Regions from separate parts of the Homo sapiens genome. Here region 2 is linked to region 1. Evidence: chromatin contacts called from ENCODE Hi-C data. All regions are on one chromosome and are shown on one strand. Each heading gives the region's core, a stretch centred on a gene start or an enhancer-like site at or near the end of the contact. The rest is flanking DNA. Distances are from core to core; before and after follow the strand shown. Region 1 has its middle 35 kb from the start of CCDC80. Region 2 has its middle 27 kb from the start of CD200R1L.

Evidence for each region. Hi-C counts contacts between places; a loop is a spot of excess contacts on that map. Pooled maps may share reads with other maps.
Region 2: a loop to region 1 is called in a map of GM12878, with 3 times the contacts of the local background. The contact joins two enhancer-like sites. A Hi-C loop is called at or near these places in 1 of 168 maps with a recorded cell type or tissue (GM12878), 8 of 37 single-sample maps with no recorded cell type and 4 of 50 pooled maps.

What each region holds. Positions count from the first base shown.
Region 1 is chr3:112,674,345-112,678,642 of GRCh38, forward strand. No RefSeq gene overlaps it. Among named protein-coding and RNA genes, the nearest start is that of CCDC80, 35 kb to the left of the region's middle. Within about 2 kb of position 2,592, at least 14 of the 41 ENCODE cell types and tissues checked have a DNase peak (open chromatin) inside an H3K27ac peak, as active enhancers do.
Region 2 is chr3:112,872,025-112,876,322 of GRCh38, forward strand. No RefSeq gene overlaps it. Among named protein-coding and RNA genes, the nearest start is that of CD200R1L, 27 kb to the left of the region's middle. Within about 2 kb of position 1,792, at least 2 of the 41 ENCODE cell types and tissues checked have a DNase peak (open chromatin) inside an H3K27ac peak, as active enhancers do.

The DNA of each region.
Region 1 (4,298 bases), core at 1,342-3,841:
CACTTGGGTGGAAATGTGGAGTCAGCTCGCCTCCTCCCCACTCTAGTCAAAGGACACTGCATCTGGTTTAAGGAGAGGAGAGAAGAGTAGAGGGATGTGGCAGAATGGTGACATGGTTGGCATTTTAGGAAGGGAAATCTTTTGTAATCAAAGAATAAACCTCAGTTGAGTTGACACTATCTATTCTGGAACAAATTCACCAAACTCTTTTCCACCCCAAAACATGTTACGAAAACAATGATCTCATTTGAAGGGGCAGAGAATGGTTAGATGAAGACTTCATCAGACAAGGTTACTGAAAAGGAAAAAAAAAATAAATCAACATCTGAGTTTTGTAAGTGCCTTAAAAAAAGTTGCTGAGAGGAAAACCAATAACTCTCTCCTCTCTACTCTTCCTCTAGCTCTAATTCAAACATCACACAAAATCCACACTCTTATTTTGAGATTTCGTTTTCTTCTATAGTCTTGTTCCTCTTCCCCTTCCTGAAGTTTTTAATATTTTGAAAACTTTTCCGTCATATGACATTCATTTTCACACCTTCGACAGCTTATGTATTTCTGAGTCCTTTTAGTGAGCCCAGGTCTCCCAGACAAGCCTCACTTCAGGATAAAGTGGGGAGGCAGGTTCTTGCCAGGCATGACACAAAATGTCTTTTTTCTTATTGGTTGAACAGAGCCTTTCTACATTAGTCCCACAGTGCTGTGGAGTCCAGGAAAGGCATGATCAAGAACAGGGCCAATCAGGAGTTATAAACAATGTTCCAGACTGCTTAGAGGAGACCCCTCTATGCGGCCTCAACTCCCCAGGACCAGAGAGGGAATGTGCCTTTCCCATCCTCTCCTTGTCTCTGAATAATAGGTGATATTTATTTAAGGTACTCATACTGAAGCCTCCATTTGTAATTGTTCAGATCCCTCTGGAAATAATTTTTAAAAACATAAAATTGTACAAAGTTCCCTGGTGGAAAAAAAAACATATCAGGTACTTAATTGCTTAAAATAAATCTTTATTGAATAGATGAAAGCAATAACTTCTGGCATGCAGAGTAGAAACAGAAGCAGTATGATTCTCAGGAGAAGTGAAGTGTCAAAGGAGGACCTGGAGATCGCAAGGGAAGAGGGAGTGGTGTTGTTGGGGGAGCCCGGCACGGAGCGTGATTTGCTCCTTGGAAAGTCAGAGGTGATGGGTGTTTCTCATCTGGGCAGAGAAACAAACACAAGGAGTCAGGATCTGCGGCTTCCTGGGTGGAAACAGGGCCAGACAAGACAGTTCAGACGGGACTAGAAAAGGAAGCAGAGGGGAAGCAATTGGCAAAAGGTTTTCCAATAGTCAGAGATGGTAACAAGCTGGTCCCAGATGCTTGGACCCAAATACTTAGAGCAATAAGTTGACTTCATAAGGTAAATTGTAAACTAGACAGTGCTGAGCCATATCTAATTTATACTTTAGGTGTCCTCATGATTTTCTAGAAAAAAATTACTATAAATTTTAATTATTTTGGTTATTTTCCAGTTTTCTTCAATGTTTCTTGTTAAATTTTAATTTGAATCTCTTTTCCTAAAGCCACCTTGTAAATGAGTCTTTATTTTGAGATTTTTTTTTTCTTCCATTTATTTGCTGAATTTAATCAATACTCTTCATTTCTTCCTGGCTGGCTTTTGTTTGTTTATTTTTTGGTCCACTTGGGTTTTTGTTTTTCAATTTTTCATTCACTTCAAATACAGGTAAGTAAGGCTTGAAAGAGATGGGTATTTGTAGAAGCCACAGCCTGGCAGAGAAAGGAGCATCTGCAAAGGCACTGAGGCAGGAGCAAACCTATCTTATTTGAGCAAAATTAAGAAAATCCGCATGGCTGGATTAGAAGAGCAATGGGATTATTTTTATTATGTGTCGGGCACTGTCTTAGGGGCTTTAAAAATATTAACTCATTTTGTTCTCAAAACAACACTACGAACAGGATACGATTTTTAGCCTCATTTCACCAATGAGGAAGTGAGGCACAGACCAGTTAAGTAATTTACTCAAAAACACACAGAAAATAGAGCCACAGAATAGTCTGGTTCCATCTTTTATACTAGGAGAAGGAGGAAAAGAAAGAGGAGGAGATGGAGAGGAAAGTGGAAGGGGAAGGAGAGGAAGAGGACAGGGAAGACTAGGACAGGTGAAAGGTAACAGGGTACCTCAGCAGGTAGGTCTCACAGAGCATTTCTGGGACTCTCACTTTTACTCTGAGTGAGATGGAACATCATGGGAAGATTTTAATCAAGGAAGTGACATAATTTGATTTACATTGGAAAAGGATCCCTCTGGCTGCTGGGTTGAAAACAGACTGTAAAAGAGAAAATGATGGAAGCAGGAAGACCAGCAAGGAAGCTATTAAAGTAACACAGGGTGTCAGATCAGCTGATATTCACAAATTCGGATTTTTCATGCAAAAAAAACCTCATCTTTGTGTTTCTTTAAACATATTGGCAACTAATTCAAGCCTTTGTAAAATACTGTGACTGCTCATTAAAAGACATGTTGACAGACACCACCCCCTCACCCGTAACACACACACACACATGCGCGCCCTCTCCTCTTGCATGACTCCTCTCTCAGGGCTGAGCTGTTTTTCTGAGGGTGCCACAATGAATCAGCTGCTTAGTCATCTCTGGAGTGCGGGAGCTAGCAGAACAGCAAAGAGGCATTACAAACCCAATAGCGGGTTTCACTTCCTTGAGCAGTATTTATTCTGCTCTCTACCTCATGCTGCCCAAACTGTTGGAGAGGCCCTATCCACTCTCCCTGCCTTTTCAGCCCTTATTCTCCCAAATGCAGCCACAGAGGAGGTAAGAGAGACAATCCTGGTTGGTGGCAGACATTATCCTAGTATCATTTTTCCTGCCCCTGGAGACCTGAGATGCTGAGTTATAAATGCCCCCTTCACATTTGAAACTATATTTTGCAAGCCCTAGGAAGGCAGCTGTGCAAAGCTTGCAAGGAGGACAGAAGTGTGCAAACTTTTTTTTATCCCCTCCTTAATAAAATCATACAAATTGATGCAGGTGAACCCGCTAGCCACCAGTGGATATCTGATATCAGTCTGAAAATTTTAGACCTGATTTCTGAGGTGTGCATGAGCTTTGGCCTTTGTTTTAATAACCAAGGGCTGAGATTCTCTTTGAGAAGAAGGTCCCCTCCCATTCTCTATGCATTTTTTATTTGTATAAATTTAAAGGGTACAAGCGAAATTTCGTTACATGCATGTATTGCACAGTGGTGAAGTCATGGCTTTTACTGGATTTGTTATCTGAAAAATGTACTTTGTACCAATTAAGTAATTTCTCATAATCTCCCCACCTTCTGTGCCCCCACCCTTCCAAGTCTCTAGTGTCTATCATTCCACACTCTTTGCCCATGTGTACACATTATATAGCTCCCACTTATAAGTGAAAACATGCAGTATTTGACTTTCTGTTTCTGAGTTGTTTCACTTAAGGCAATGGCCTCCAGTTCCATCCATGTCACCGCAGAACACATTATTTCATTCTTTTTTATGGCTGAATAGTATTCCATTGTGTTTATATACCACATTTTCTTTATCCTATTATCCATTGACAGGACACTTAGGTTGATTCCATATCTTTGCTGTTGGCCACACATTTTTTTAGATGTGGTTACTACAGCAACACACTTGTCAGGTCAGCCTTGGGAAGACAGCAATAACTTCTGTCAGGATACAGAAACAAATTTATCTTCTTAGTAGCTGGCCAGATAATTTCCTAAGGGAGAAAGGGCTTTGATAGCAATGAGGTGGGTAAAAGACATAGCCTTGGTCTTAAGTGAAGAAGGAAAGTAGACGGAAGACTGGGACCAAGCACTGCAGAGGAAATGTGAAGAGTGATGGGAGTCTGGCTGGAGAAGTGGGGGAAGTCGGGGGAGGCTTAGAGAAATAGGTAGCTGCAGGAGGTGGGGGACTGAGCAGAGCATTGGGAGATGTGACTCTTTCCTATGAATCTCCAGATCACCACTAAAATTACCAAAAAATCTTTGCTGCAAAAACTGGTGAAGGGCCTTGGGTATTAAGGTTGGCCTGGGGCAGAAACAGAGTCACCTGCACAAATAAGGGAAAGGGTCAGGTCTAGGCTGAATTACTTGACACAGGCAGTTAAGTATTATACACAGAGTCAGGATGCAGTTGCAGGACAGGTATGGAGCCAGAGCTAAAGTATTTATCACTCCAAACTCAGTTCCGGGTGATTATTTCTGGCCCTCATTCAGCCTTCCTCTCTGGCTCTCTGGAGGTCTCCTTCCT
Region 2 (4,298 bases), core at 542-3,041, 200 kb after region 1:
TAAGGAGAGTTTCTGTTTAGTGGCAGCTACCCCAGGCAGGCAGCTTTCAGGCTCTGGAGCGTATGCCCTTCCATTCCCTTTGTCCTGGAGGCAGCCTCTCTGGTGAGACCCAAGTAGCTGGGGATACTACTGGGGATCTCTCTGTTGCCTTTTTCTGCACAAGGAGTCTTTCTGGGATCCCTGCCTATCCCAGCCAGGCTGGCTGCTTCATTTCTCTCTTTTTTCATGCCTTATTTCTGTTACTTCCCTCCTAAGTTTCAGTGATCTCTCTTAGATTCTCTACTTGAAGTGTGATTATCTACTTGCTGCTTTGGTTCTTCTTAGTGGAGGAAAAGTGTCAGGTGCCTCTACCTAGCCATTGAAGATCATCTCCTGTCCTTCTTTTTCAATATTGTTTTAACTATTTGAAGTCTCTTGCAATTCCACATGCAGTTGAGGATTTCCCATTTCTGCAGAAAAGGCCATTGGGATTTTAATAAGGATTGCATTGAATATGTAGATCTCTTTGAGGAGTATTACCGTCTTGAGAATATTAAGTCTCTATTCCATGCACAGAGAATGTCTTTCCATTTATTTATACTTTCTTCAATTTCTTTTAGTACCATTTTGTAGTTTTCAGTGTAGAGGTCTTGCTCCTTACTTGAATTTATTCCTAAGTATTTTATTATTTTTGATGCTATTATAAATGTAATTGTTTCCTCAATTTCCTTTTAAGATTGTTCATTGCTGATATATAGAAATACAACTCATTTTTGCATGTTTTTGTATCCTGTAACTTTGCTGAATTTGTTTATTAGCCCTAAGGAGTTTGGGATCTTGTTGTGGTATGTTTAGGATGTACATCATATGTGAATAGAGATCATTTTACTTCTTTCTCTCCAGTTTGGATATTTTTTATTTATTTTTATTTTCCTTGACTAATTATCCTGGGTAAAACTTCCAGTATAATGGTGAATAGAAGTGGTGAAAGTGGGCATTCTTGCCTTGTTGTGCTAATAGAGGGGAGCTTCCAGTCTTCCAAAAATTAGCATGCTCTCAGCTTTGAGTTTTTTAATAAATTCCCTTTCTTGTGTTGAGGAAGTTCCCTTCCGTTCCTAGTTTTTTTGAGAATTTTTATCATGGCAGAATGTAAGATTTTTGTCAAATGCTTTTTCTCCATCAATTGAGATCATGTGACTTTTTTCTTCATTCTATTAATGTGGTTTATTACATAGATTGATTTTCATATGTGGAACCAATTTTGCATTCTTAGGATAAATCCCACTTTTACGTGATGTCTAATCCTTTTAATATGCTACTGGATTTAGTTTGCTGGTATTTTGTTGAGGATTTTTGCATCTATATTCAAAAGGAATATTGGTCTGTAGTTTTCTTTTCTTGTGATTTCTTTGTCTGGGTTTGGCATCAGGATAATGTTGGTCTCATAGAATGAGTTAGGAAGTGTTCCTTTTTCTTCTATTTATTGAAGAAACTTGAGAAGAATCAGTGTTAACCCTTGTTTAAATGTTTAATACACTGTATTCACCAATAAAGTCATCTGGTCCTGGGCCCTTTTTTGTTAGATTTTTTTATTACAGATTCAAACTCTTTACTAGTTATACACCTCTTCAGATTTTCTGTTTCTTCTTGGGTCAGTTTTGGTACTTTGTGTGTTTTAGGAACTTTTCCATTTTATCTAGGTTATCTAGTTTATTAGTGTACAAATGCTCATAGTGTTCTTTTATAATGCTTTTTATTTCTATAAGGTCAGTAATGTCCCCACTTTCATTTCTGATTTTAGTTTAGTAATTCAAGCTCTCTCTTGGGTTTCGTTTCCTCTTCTTTTTTAGTTCCTTAACTTAGGTTATTAATTTGAGACTTTGATCTTTTTAATGTAGGCACTAGCTGCTATAAATGTCCTTCTGAGCACCGCTTTTACTATATCCCATAAGTTTTGGTATGTTTGTTTTCATTTTCATTTATCTCAATGTATTTTCTAATTTCCTTGTGATTTTTTCTTTGACCCATTAGTTATTTAATGTCCATGTATTTGTGAACTTCTCAACTTTCCTTCTGTTGCTGATTTTTAGTTTTATTCCATTATGATTACAGAAGATGTTTCTTACAATTTTAATCTTTTTAAACATATAGGGACTTGTTTAGTCTATTCTGGAGAATGTACCATGTGCACTTAAGAATAATGTGTATTCTGCTGTTTTGGGGTGAAGGGTTCTGCATGCATCTGTTAGGTCTAGTTGGTTTATAATGTTATTCGAGTCTTTTGTATATAGATAGATAGATTATCTGTCTAGTTGTTCCACCTCATTATTGGAAGTGGGACATTAGGCCAGGTGTGCTGGCTCATGCCTGTAATCCCAGCACTTTCAGAGGCCGAGGCGGGCGGATCACCTGAAGTCAGGAGATCGAGTCCATAGTGAAAACCCCAACTCTACCAAAAATACAAAAATCAGCCAGGTATGGTGGCACATGCCTGTAATCCCAGCTACTCGGGCAGCTGAAGCAGGAGAATCACTTAAACTGGGGAGGCGAAGGTTACAGTCAGCCGAGATTGCACCACTGCACTCCAGCCTGGGCGACAGAATGAGATTCCATCTCAAAAAGAAAAAAAAAGAAAAAAAGAAAGTGGGACATTGAAGTCTCTAACTATTACCGTAGAACTGTTGATTTCTACTTTCATTTCTGGCAATTTTTGCTTCATATATTTTGATGCTCTGTAGTTAGTTGTGTATATTATCATTATATCATCTGTTGTATCCTCCAGATTGACTCTTTATCAATATGTAATGCACTTTTGTATTTTATAATAATTTTTACTTAAAGTTTATTTTGTCTGATATTGGTGTAGCCAACCTTGTGCTCTTTTGGTTTCTATTTACATGAATATCACTTCCCATCCTTTTACTTTCAACCTATGTGTCTTTAGATCTAAAGTTAGTCTCTCATAGGCAGTATATTGATGAATCATGTTTGTTTCCCCCTTTCTGCTAATCTTTGCCTTTTAATTGAAAGTTTAATCCATTTCCATATAACACAATAAAGAAGGACTAAACATTTTACCATTTGTTTTCTCTATGTCATTCATCTTTCTGTTCCTCAGTTCCTTATTAGTGCCTTCTTTTTTATTTGATTTTTCTAGTATAACGTTTGGTTTCTGTCTCATTTCTGTTTTGTATATATTTTGGTTATCTTCTTTGTGGTTATATTAGAGATTATAATTCAATCTATAAATTTATAACCACCTAGTTAAAAAGAAACTCTACCCTTCTACGATTTGAGCCTTTGGTGCTTTTCTCTTTAATTGCTATTGTCACAAATTACATCTTTAAATATGTGTGCCTATTTAACACAGATTCATAGTTGTTGTCTTATGAATGTGTCTTTTAAATCATATAGGGAAAAATTACAAATCAAAATAAAATAATACTGGCTTTTATATTTACCTATGTAGCTACCTTTACTGGCATTCCTTGTTTCTTCATATGGCTATGAGTTACTGTCTAGTGTTCTTTTATTTCAGTCTAAAGGATTTCCTTCAACATATCTTATAGGGCAGGTCTACAGAGAATAAACTCCCTCAGCTTTTGTTTATTTGGAAATGTCTTGATTTCTTCTTCCTTTTTGAAGGATACTTTTGTCAGATTGGAGATTATTGTTTACAATTTTTTTCAGCACTCTAAATATGTCATCCCACTACCTTCTGGGCTCTAAGGCTTCTGACGAGTAATTGGCCAATACTCTTATTAAGGAGCCCATGTATATGATGAGTCACTTCTTGCTGCTCTCAAAATTTTCTTTGGCTTTGTCTTTTGACAGTTTGATTGTAATGTGTGGATCTCTTTGAGTTTATCCTACTTGAAGTTCATTCAACTCTTGGGTGTGTAGATTAATGCCTTTCGTCCAACTTAGGGATTTTTCTTTTTTTTTTTTTTCTTTGCTGTTTTTGAGATGGACTCTTGCTCTGTCACCCAGGCTGGAGTGCAGTGGCGCAATCTCGGCTCACTGCAAACTTCACCTCCCAGGTTCAAGCAATTCTGCCTCAGTCCCCCAAGTAGCTGGGATTACAGGCACGTGCCACCATGCCCAGCTAATTTTTTGTATTTTTAGTAGAGATGGGATTTCACCATGCTGGCCAGGCTGGTCTCAAACTCCTGACCTCGTGATCCACCTGCCTTGGCCTTCCAAAGTGCTGAGATTACAGGTGTGAGCCACTACGCCTGGCCTAATTTAGGGATTTTTCAACCATTATTTCTTCAAATATTCTTTCTGCTTTCTCCCTCTCCTCTCCTCCTTGGACTCTC